2 separate regions of the Homo sapiens genome follow, and region 1 is linked to region 2. Evidence: chromatin contacts called from ENCODE Hi-C or POLR2A ChIA-PET data. All regions are on one chromosome and are shown on one strand. The core of a region is the stretch at or near the end of the contact, and the rest is flanking DNA. Distances in the headings are between cores, read along the strand shown. Region 1 holds the start of PDGFDDN (PDGFD downstream neighbor). Region 2 has its middle 110 kb from the start of MIR4693.

Region 1 (6,149 bases), core at 1,655-4,154, 170 kb after region 2:
CAGGTTCTGTGTATCTTCTTATGGTTTCAGCTTTGACCCTGAGAATGACTCCCTTTCAATGTTACAAGACCTGGCTCCTCTTCTTGGAGACATGCTTGCAAAATTCACCCCTCCTTCCTGCCTCCCTGGTTTTCCCACAAGAATTCTCTTGAACTCACATGACTTCTTCCTACAGGAGATCTCCAAGCCTGCACCTCCAGCCCATCCAACCACAAAGAACTTTGAAACCTCTTAACCTGTCTTGTCATCTTAGTTCATGCAAATAGCAACCCCTAGAGATTTGTAGTGCACAGCCTGAACAACCACAGGGGCAAACTTCCCTTCCTGTCTCTGAAGTCTCGCTTTATCCTTATTGTCTCACCCCTAGAACTTCAAGGAGCCTCATAACTCATAGCCCAATCCCTACTCTTTCTGTAGACCCATTTTCGAAAATGCAGAATTGCAGAATTGTTCTGCCGGAAGACACCTCCAGAACATCTTACATATCTGAGTGTGTAAATGAGGAAACATAGGTTTAGAAAGTGGCAGGCTAGTCACTACAACCAAGACCTTCTAACTTTCTGTCTGGTGCTCTATGACACATACAGCCCCCACTGTGCTCAGAGGTCCTCATGGAGCTTCCTTTACTAAATGTAAAAGACTAAATTCATTTGCCTACAGTTTCCTTTTCTTTCCTTTCGATCACTTTATATTTTCTGAACTGCCCACACTTACCTTATGCATTTTTGCTGGGAGACCTTTGTTCTTCCTGTTGATCTTACCTAGAATATCTTTCTCTAGTTTTATCCTCTGTTGTGAATCTTGTGTTTCAAGCCTCAAAGCATGTCTGATACATAGCGGGCTTTAATGTATTTGCTGTTGAATGAATGAATGAAACATGTAATTTAGTCAATTTTCCCCATATTGACTGTGGCTAAATTTCTATTGACAGAAGTCAACAAATATCTACCACCATATCCTGAAGTTTGCACCAAAGTGGACAGTACTGAAAAATATGCACCTGATGTGTTTGACTCTCAAAAAGCAGTGATTTCTTAAAGCAGTTGGGAATTTTACCCTATTAATTGCTCACTTGGGTAACCATGCAGTTGATCTCCTCGACTGATCTATCTCCTGTCTTTCCCAAAGCAGATATTGATCCTGATTTTCTCTGATTTGAAGACTGACAAGTAGAGGCAGGTGAGAAAGGAAGCCTGTGGGAGACACAGGGAGAAAGGAAAGTCTAGAAAGACACTAGAAGGCCTGAAGAGGAGAAATTTATACTATGACCTCAACCAGAAACAGGTTAGAGACCTTAGTTCTTAAAAGGGAACTTGTATTGTAGGTATTATTTAAAATGTAAATTGAATCCAAGAATGATTTTAACATTTGGTTTCTGGTCACTAAACCTGGCAATAAGTATAAACAGTTTAAAATAATCACAAAGTCAAATGATTTTGCTAGAAAATGAAGATTTCTTGGTCCACAGCTTGTTGCACTGAGTATATTAACCTATGTTAAGAAGTTAGCTCCACTCTCTTTTAATGTAGTCTGCTAAATAATTTTTAGACATCTCTATAGAAATGAAATTTATTCAAAAAAAGGACACAAATTAGTTTGCAAAATTCAGAAATATAACTGGAAAAGCAAGCATAAAGTCTTACATTAAGTGGTTAGTTGCTTATCCCTTGTTGATGCCTATTTTATTTGAGAGATATCCCAGTTGTGCTATGCTAAGTTTTGAAGGTCTGTGTAGTCTTTAACTTGATCTTTAAAAACAACAGAATTTGAGTGAATGTCAATAAAACCAGTGAATTATAAATATTCTGTCTTCTAGCATGTTTGACTAGGGCTGCCAATAAACAAAATTATATTTCCTAGGACTTCAGGCATGAATACTAATCTATTGAATTTTAATTTAATATTCTATGAGGAACCTAGGAGAGTATCAACAATTTAGACATCTGTTGAGTTATTCTCAGAATAAAACTGGACATGTGAACATTTCAGGAAATGAAATAAAATTCTTAATGTCTTTGTATTAAAATGCAACATATATACATACATATATACACATATATTCACATATATATACATATATATATTACTATTATGACTTTTTACCTAAAAACCCCAGTTACTTGAATTAGCTATTAGGCACAGAATTATTCGACCCTGTCCCCATCCCTCTCCCATGCTCACACACTAGCTAGTATTTCTGATGGTAAAATTAATTCTTGCCACAGAATACAGGTCTTTACTCCCATTCCCCAAATGACCTAAAACCACTAAAATGGCAGAGTTTCATTCAACACTGCAGCTGCTATTTTGTCTCCAGCAGGATGATATAAAGATTAGGCTATAATCAAAAGCAAAAATTCTTGCATGTGCATTGCAGCTAGAAGAGCTCTCTTTATGCTATGTGCCTCTTCACAAATTACAAAGCAAATGATATAGGAGTGTAGCTCCTAAACTGGTCTGTCTGAACTGATAACACTGAATCACTAGTTGGCTGGGGTGTCCACCCAGATGGGAAAAGGAGGTGGATAAAAGGGAAATGAGGTTGTAATGTTGTTGACTTCAGGCCTCAAGGAAGAGACAGCTGTGGATTTTCTTAGGTGAGGAACAATGTCAGAGGAGAACATAATTCATTATAAGACTCATGGGGAAACAGTCAAATGAAGAAGCAACAAAGCAGCAACAAAACCAAACCCAAGTCTTGCCCCACTGTGCAGCTGCAGGACAAAGACAGAACAGAAGCCTGTAATTGGGGAACAAAGTGTTGTTCTTTCGGGCATTATAAAATGAAGCCTTCAGAAATCACTCAATCTTGTCATTCCAAACAGTTTGATGCATTTGTGAAAAAAAGTTTTCCTTTTTTTTTTTTTTGAAAGGAGTCTTGTTCTGCAGCCCAGGCTGGAGTGCAGTGGCGTGATCTCGGCTTACTGCAACCTCTGCCTCCCGGTTCAAGTGATTCTCCTGCCTCAATCTCCTGAGTAGCTGGGACTAAAGGCGCCCACCACCACACCTGGCTCATTTTTGTATTTTTAGTAGAGACAGGGTTTCGCCATGTTGACCAGGATGGTCTCGATCTCCGTGTGATCCACCCCCTCGGCCTCCCCAAGTGCTAGGATTACAGGCTTGAGCCCCCGCGTCCAGCTGGAAGTTTTCTTTTCTTTTTTTTTTTCTTTTTTAGCAGTGTACACCTTTTAAAACTGCAATTGAGTACTAAATAATGGAGTAGTTTTGTTCAAAAGCAATATTTATTTTTCATGAAGATAAGAGGCATATTACATTCGCTATAGAAAATGCTATGAGAGGAAAAAGCTGCATGTTACCGATATGACAAAAAACATAAAAAACTCTACTTATGAAAGTGTTTTGCCCTATAAGAACATATTCAATAAAAGGCATTATTCCAGGTGAATGAGCCATGCGGAAATGTGGATTTATTAGGGTTTGTTTTGAAATGTAATTTGTACGGCCAGCTTTTTATTCCTTTGATGGCTATCAAATAGATTTATTGGCTACATGTTAGAAGTGCAAAAGATAACAGGTAACCAAGGGAGAAGTTTTAATAAAACTCTCAGGAAAGGCAAAGAAAAGTGAGTGAATATGCCTGCTTACATTTCAGCTAATAAATAAAAAGTGCAGATAGGGCTTTAACTGAAAACCTTGCTGGTTATTGCAGCCTGGAAGGTTTATTGAAAACTGGGTAGAACACTCTCATTTTTTATATTTACAGCTACATTGTGAGCTGTTCAGGTTAGAGTGATGTAACGTTCATTTTGACTTTGGTACAGGAAACTGATGTTTTCACAGGAAACTTGCAAAGCAGTTATGAAGAGGAAGAGCGTTCTTAATTATTAGTGTCTGCCTGAGCTATTTCTGATTGTGTTCTGGGATTTTAGAGAATTGAACAATAGAGTATTTAATTTTACCACTCCCCTCTTGAGTAAAAACATCAGACACTTTTAGGAAAGTTTTAGAAGGTACATCTTCAATAAGCAGAGATCTTTCATCTCAAATAACTGGGAAGAATTGCACTGCTTAAGAATAGTTGAACTTGGACCTGAGAGCACCATACTTAGAAATCTAAGTATATTTAGGTCACTCATCTAACACTGGGACTTTACCAGCCCTGTCACCCAAACTGGTTGTAGTTAGTAGGACCACAAAGTCACTGAAGAAATCTGCTTTCCTTTTAACTTTCAAGGCAATAAGAAAAATGTAGTTCTCTGTTAGCAGTCCCTGAGCTATCTGAATTTCGGTGTTTCTCTCTTAAGCCTCTTGCTTTGGAGGATGATGAATCATTTCCTACTCCTGGAGTTAGTCTCCTTTAAAACAGACACAAAGGAGGCAGAGAGAAAAAATTACTCTAAATACCATTAACCAATGTAAAACAGTTTTCTATTAAACAGTAGGACAGCAGGGCCAAACTTGTGTTACCACAATTGACAACTGGCTTCTTAAAGCAAGCTCCATAGATTAAGAACCATAGCCTCTAGGACTGATTTTACTTGGTTCAGAAACAGGAAATCAGAACAGTGAGCAAGTATACGATTAGAAATTTACATTAATAAAATGTGATTTTTTTGATACACAAAAGCTTTTAGGTTGTAAATAATCTATGATGGCCTGCCAAATATAAAATGCCATTATAAATCCATGTCTATATTTCAAAAAGACGGGAACACAAAAGCAAGATACATTAAATTAATTGGTGTAGTTTGGAGAGTTCGAATCCATTATTAGATATGGATCCTATCAAATATCCCACCTAATTTCCAGTTACGTCGATGTTTCAATGTTCACTTTTTAAGTTCTCAACTACCCACATCTTTCACTGAACACCATCTGGAAAGGTTCATACAGAATGCCCATGCCATTCTTGAAAGGATTTGCTTTTGTGGAGGGGTTTTGCAAAGAAAAACAATTCAAAATTCTGTTACAGCTTATACATTGTCTTTTGTAGGACTATAATAAAAAACCTTCTAAGTAAGTTTTTGAGATAGGTGTTAAATGAATAAGCATGCCTCAGCAAAATGCATAAAAAACACAATGATTTAATTTCTAAAGCACTTATATTATTATGGCATGGTTTTGGAGACAGGTTATTATAGTCCACATAGGTAAGTATGCAGTGCTTCTCATGGAAAAAATGCTTAGGTATTGGCCTTTTCTCTGGAAACCATATTTTTCCTTTTTTAATAATCAACTAAGATGTATATGTAAGAAAGCCTCATCTTTTGATTTTTAATATACAAGATGCTTTCTTTAAGAGAGCAAGATTCAAAATTGTTTTGTGTTTCAAAATTTAAAAATAAATTTATCTCCTAAATTTTCTAAAGACATGTTTCATATATTTGACCATCCCTTATTTTGGCAAAGGATTTTAAGAGTCTAACTCAAACATATGTAAGCTCTGGTGTACCTGGTTATATATACCAAAAAAAACATTTGATCTATATACACATAGACATGAATATATTTCTGTGTGTGTTTGTGCATATATAACCTCAAACACTATTATTAAATGCAATCCTATATTCTTAGGTATAGAAGTTGATGATATACCTTTCTACTTGCCATGGCATTAACAAAGCAAGGCTGAGACTCAGCAACCACTTGTGTTCATTGCATTGCAGGCTAGTAGTAAGTTTGGTTGCTGGTAGGAAAAGGGTCTCTTATCTCACCCTCCTTAAACTAAAGGTTCTTTCAGGCTTAATGTAAGGATGTGCACATTCTCTTATCGAGGTGGTCTTGAGCTGCAGATACAATCACATCGTTCATGGTGATCCAACTGGATGTCAACTAGAGCCATGGTCTTAGCTCTACCCCTCCTCTTGATGTGGCCAGGCTCAAACTGTAATACCTAGGACAAGAAGCACATCTCCTGTTAGAAAGCCTTTGGAGTTCAACTCAGTCAGATGCCACCTACTTATTACCTTTTTGACAACTAGTTCTTAGCCCTTTGAGAACCCAACAGAAGCTATGGGCTTGCTATTAGAATGCACACGTTGCTATTAGAATGTACACATTTTTCAAATAATTGACTCCCTGAAGTGGAGGAATCAATTGATCCCAGAGTAATGCCCAGCATAACTTACCTGAAGTACCCAGATGATTTCATGTGTCTTAGCAGGTATTTATTAATAGCTTTCTAAGGG
Region 2 (5,793 bases), core at 3,162-5,661:
ATTAGGTCAGTTCATCTTGCTAGACTTTACTCAATCAAAGTTTGATTAGATGATTTCCTAGGTTTCATATAAGTAAGAATGCCTTGTGAAGGGTCAACCCAAATCTGCAGATTATGTCTAGCTAAAAATTTTTTAAAAAATGTTTTTCTCAGAGTTCCAATCTTGCATGTTTATCCATGTTTTCCGTAGGCACACATATGGCAACAGAAGGAAGTTTGAAGTGACAACAGACATTACCAAAACAATCTACAGTCAATCATTAGTAGAACTTGTAAAATTGGTCACTTACTCAATTGAACAACCTATTCCCTACAAGGGTGGCCAACTGCCCTGGTTTGTCTGAAACTCAGGGATTATACGGAATGTGCTAAAACCAGGAAGAGCTGGTCACCCTGGTTATCCACCAGCAATTTAAGAGGTACCTGCTGTCTTAGTTTGTAGTGTAGTTTAGGAGATAAAAGTAGCAGACACACAAAAATAATTGAAAAAGAATTCTGTGCTAAACTGGGTGATATTGTCTCCAAGTACAATAGGAATTCCGAGAAAAAAAGGTCAGTGTGGGCTGTAGTTGCTGCAGTTTTATAAATTAGGTGGAACAGGATCCCAATTTTGTGGCTTGCAGTTCTGCTTCCTTCTTTACAAGAAATGTCATCATCCTTTTCATGCTCAAGAAACATGAAAATGACCTAGGATAAATCTTGCATATCTGTCAGTCAGGGACAAGGAATAAGATTAGTTTAAAACTAAATTGACTTTAAAGCTTTGTCTCTTATTTAAATAATTAACATTTATTTATTCATACAATGATGAATGCCAGGAATACAAAAAATAAAATAAAATACAATTTCTGCCCTTGATGTGTTTATTGTCTAGTGAGGCACATATACATTAGTGTGTAAAAAGGTAAGTTCAAGGATATGTGAGGAGACCTGCGATAGAAATATTTGGAGAGTTATGGATACCTTAAAGAGAGAAATATGTGAGAAAGAAATTGGAGTTTAGTAAATAACCCTATCTTTTTCTGTGTTTAATATCAACATCTATTTCAGGACATTCTTAGTTTTAGGTCAGCCAAATGAAATAGCTTGATTGTAGATACTTTGTAGTAAAATAGTCATTTAATATGAAAATGAAGAAATAACACTGCATATTCTAAAGTTCTAATTACTTGGGTTTAGTTGATCAGATGGGCTGACTTTGCTTACCTTGGGGTATACTTTAATAAAGTCAGACAAACTAATCAAAAAAACAACACAGAGGTGTGACTATAGTTAGTGCGTTAGCAAATGCACAGGATATACATTTGGCAAGACTCAGTGCTGTCCCAGGAACCTGAACTTTGGAATTTCCTGAATTTGTGGGGCTTATGGTATTTAAGTGGAAGTTAGGTAGATAGTAAGCTGGCTTTTATAGTTCATCAGTAAGTTAAAACACAGAAAGAAACTCTTAAAAGGAAGAGGGCTATGTCTTTATGAATTATAGTTGCAGTTGCTAAAAATTGCAGAGAGAGAGAGAGGGAAGAATTATTATGTATACACACTGTGCTAGGTGCTGAACCCTTATTAAAGGTGAATAAGATCTAAGATCTGGTTGAGTCAAACATTGCTTGGTGTGAATGCCAGATATGAAAAACAAATACGATATTATTGAGAATAAAGAGAGGTAAGAAAGGGGAAGAAAAAGGATTAAATTAACATTGAGCTTGGAATCAACTAGCCTCATAATTCTAAACATAGAGTGGGCAATTAAATTTGGGAAGCAGATCATACAGTGGATAGAAAGACCATAAACATTAAATCCCACCTCACTGACATGCACAATATTTGTAATAATAAATAGTTGTCATAGTGACATCTAGATAAATATCAAAACAAAACCAACAAAATACCAAACAAACAGAAAATCAGACCAGCCCAGGAAATACAAAAACATCCCAGAAGTAGCCAATAGACAATTCAAGGCAGCTGACTAGGAAGGGTGGAGGGAACTCAGCCCTCTCATCTTTGAGTGAGATTTACTTTCCTAGGGTGCTCACTGGATCCAAGATGGTGCCCTGATTCCATCTCCAGTGTAGAGTGCCCATTGGGCACTCAGGAATTTGTCTTACCCCTGTGAAGAGCCTGGACCATTGGCATTGTGGCAGAAGAACAAGGAGACAGACAGAAGGGATCACTTAACCCAGTTGCTCCAAAAGCCTGTGAAATAAGAATTTGCCTACCTCTCTTCAAGGAAATTTTAGGACATATGTCCTCCTGGTGTGAGTTGTGGGTTTCCTATCCAAAGGCCAAATGCATGGGCTGGCTTTTGTGCACCCAGCCACATGCATAAGATTAATAAGTGTTTGCAGTCTCCCAAGCCTGGTGTGAAAACCACAAAGTAGGACATTGTGCCTTAACAGGTTGTACATGTGAGTTTCAACTTTACATTGATCTTCTATGGATAACTTTAAAGCTTTTTTTTTTTTAATTTGTGTTTCCAGTAGTCAACTTTGAAAAATATCATGATCAAAGGTAAGATGCTATTGCATGAAACATTTAAATTACATTTCTTGGAAACTGACTTTGGAGATTTGTTCCTTGATTCCAGTGTTTTAATCATCTTGCTCGGTGACCTGCTGCATGACTCATCCTGATCCCTAGAGGCTTTCTCTCTTCTTTCTACCTAGATGTTCAACTCTCTTCTTTCTACCTGGAAGTAGTATTTTGTTCATTGCACTTGGTAAGTTCGGACAGGGTCAAATCCTGCCTCTGCCAGTTACCAGGTCTTTCACTCTGGACAAATTATTTAGCCTTTCTGTCTTCTTTTGGGGATGTTAACAAGAATACACATCACAGAGGACTAAAGTAAGGATTGAAGAAGATTGTGTATGCAAAGCACTTAGCACTGTGCCTGACTCACAGTAGTACTCAATACATGCTATTTTTACATGCTTCTGGCACAGGCAGCCCTGACTTACAAATACCTGATTTACTGTGCCCTGTACACGTGAAGAGGATGAAACATTACGAAGGCACTCCAAGAGCCTGCTGCCAACACCAGAAACCCGACTGTTCTAGCTAAACCCCTGATTGCTTCTAAACCAATTACTCAGAAGATGCACAATTCACAGTTTCAGAATCCATATACAGTTCACCAGTCCTCTGTCTGCCTAACTCAATCTCATACCATCACAGAACTAGAACACTTAGATTAGGGCGTCTGGGGTCTATGTTTTTGGCATTCTGCCTCAGAATGAGTGTCCTGATGTTGATACCAGGAGCCAAAAATGCAAATTAAGAAGGGTGATCATGGACCAGCTTGTGGCCTAATGGGGCAGAGGTAACTAACATGTGTGGTCCCAGACTATTATAAGGAACAATTCAATTAAGCCCCAATATGTGCTTTCCAAACCCAAAGGGCACTATACCAGGCAAAGTGTCTTGCCCTTAAATTTGAAGGGGAGCGAAAAATACCAAACTGTAAAATATCTTCATTGGGTTTGTTCCCCTAGCTCCCTGCATTTGCATGAACATGCTAGTCAGTTCAGAATCCTGTGTTTATACCTTTCATTTGGTCAGAAAGATAAAAGATATAAAGAAAGTTTCCCTATTTCTCTTCCCAACTGGCTCCCTGTGTCTGAGTTCCAAGCCACAGCATGTGACAATGGGAAATCTTATCTGTTCCAGTTATTTGCTCTTTGTAGATCTAAAACAGTTTAAGTTATAACAGCATTCCCTAGGCCTTCAGCACAAATAATTCACACTTGCAACCACACTCACAGTTACCGCAGTGTGGTATCATAAAGACTTCAGTTCTGCAAGAGACACTAAATTTAATACCAGCCTTCAGGAGCCAAAAGCCATTGCTCAGTCCTTTGCAGAGAAACCGATTTAATTAAGATGTTTTATGTCCACTTTTACACTTTTAAATGTAGAAATCTAAACATCTATAATATTAAATAATTCTGTCTTTAGAAGCATATTTTTCTCAAAAAAAAAAAAAAAAAAACCAGACTGGCAGGTTTTCATTTACACAAAATATTCCAGCATCAAGAGCCTTCTCAATTAGTTGCCAGGCTTCACTTTGTCTCAGTAAATTAGCAGAATGTAAATGAGCCAAGGTCCATGAAAAATCTCCTCATTGATTGCTTCTCTTGGTTTTGCCTCAAACCCTTCAGGGCTCGAATATTTGACAGTACGCTTTCAACTTACACACTATTTGCATGAAACTGACAGAGCTTTAAAATTTTTTTTTTTAGTCAGAGTGCCTAGAAATGCTCACAATGCATTTTAACAAGTGATAGGCCAGTCTTTCTTCAGGAATATTTGCTTTGAAAGGGTAAGAAATAATTAGACTAGCATGTGCTATCTTTGGTGAGGGTTGGCAACTTAGAACTTGGGAGCTGTTGGCAGGCCCTGGCAGTCATTGTTGGTGTTGTGGGAAGCCTTTCCAGAAGTGTGTCCAAAAATTGTAAGTGGACTCGTTCTGACCTTTTCTGGCCCTGGTCCCACCCTGTTAAAACAAGGTTTTCAGGGTAGGATTCCAAAAGGCAGAGTTGAGGTAGGAAAGCGGGACAGGATGTCATGGAGTGGAAAAAAAAATCACCAATAGTCTAGGGAATTGGGACCTCATTTGAGTCCCGGTTCTGACACTATGTGACCTTGGACAAGCTACTATTCCTGACAACAGCTTCCCCTGGGCTGTGGTACAGAGAGATTGCATGTTGGAGCAATTCCTAGCACCCACCAGTTATAGCACTGTTACTTCTACAAAAGAAAACATATAGAAATGCAAGTAAAAGCTAGGTTCTTACAGAGATAACATGGAACGCACATAAATTTCTTTTTAGAAAAAAATTACTGGCAAATTTTGGTAGTTTATTATTAGTTATCCAATTATACATAACACCCCTGTAGCCCTGTGGCTGAGAGCCAATGATGTTTCACTCTCCAAATGTAATATTTAATTATTGGAAGACTTTTCTGAGAGTTACCTTGATACAGAGGTTTAACTAAAAAAGCAAAAGTTGAACTCTCTCATCTGTAAGTGGGAATCAGCAACAATGACTGCTCCATCCTCTAGGGTTTGCTGTGAGGAGCTATAGAATGTTGCTGAATATAAAGGGCTTTGTGTAAGTGGAAAGGGGGTATCCGTGCATAGATGCCTGGAATGCTGTGTGCAGGATTGGAGGCACCACAGAGAGAGCATGAAGGTATGTGGATTAACATCACGAGGCAGGATGGGAGAGACTCTTGCGGAGAGGCCCAGGGCCCACAGTTGCTGGCAGAGCTCCCAGCAGAAACCTTGGCATGCAGTAAGAGATCTGTAGGTATCCACTGAATGGATGAATGAGTGAATGTTTCAATGAGTAAGTGAATGAATGGTGGAACAAAACTACACAATAGGTTCTGGATTATGAGTTCCAAAACAATGGATTACATTGAAACTCCTATTTCACCCTTGAGCTCTGGTGCATGTGCTAGGTCTGAGAGGGATGGTTCCAGTGACAGATGTTTATGACCAGTCTCAGTAATAGGAAGCAGAGTGTAGAGATTTAGGGCAGGGGCTTTTACATCAGATTGCCTGGGTCCAAATCCCAGATCTACCATGAGCTATTTGAGATGCTCATCATTATCTCTAACACTTCTGTGCCTTAGTTTCTGTAATATGGGGAAGAAGATGGTAATGAAGATGATGAAGATGATGGTGACTACCTCATAATATTCTCATAAGGATTAAATGAGTCAGTACACACAAAGTGTTTAGACAGTGCTTGAAGTTCTCAAAAAATTTTAGTTATTGCATTTGGACAAT

Evidence for each region. A loop is a pair of places that touch in the nucleus more often than their neighbours do. ChIA-PET counts read pairs that join two places held with the same protein, here RNA polymerase II (POLR2A). Pooled maps may share reads with other maps.
Region 1: a loop to region 2 is called in a map of endothelial cell of umbilical vein, with 2.8 times the contacts of the local background. The contact joins the promoter of PDGFDDN here to the enhancer-like site in region 2. A Hi-C loop is called at or near these places in 2 of 168 maps with a recorded cell type or tissue (Right ventricle myocardium inferior and endothelial cell of umbilical vein), 2 of 37 single-sample maps with no recorded cell type and 2 of 50 pooled maps. POLR2A ChIA-PET finds 5 or more read pairs at or near these places in 1 of 52 experiments (endothelial cell of umbilical vein).

What each region holds. Positions count from the first base shown.
Region 1 is chr11:103,903,966-103,910,114 of GRCh38, forward strand. PDGFDDN (PDGFD downstream neighbor) reads right to left here and starts at 2,905. Exons shown (of 4, transcript XR_947960.3): 1 at 715-2,905. It overlaps PDGFD (platelet derived growth factor D), which reads right to left. Exons shown (of 7, transcript NM_025208.5): 7 at 3,224-5,854. The coding sequence ends at 5,729. RefSeq lists enhancers at 86-175, 596-765.
Region 2 is chr11:103,732,765-103,738,557 of GRCh38, forward strand. No RefSeq gene overlaps it. Among named protein-coding and RNA genes, the nearest start is that of MIR4693, 110 kb to the right of the region's middle. Within about 2 kb of position 4,412, at least 4 of the 41 ENCODE cell types and tissues checked have a DNase peak (open chromatin) inside an H3K27ac peak, as active enhancers do.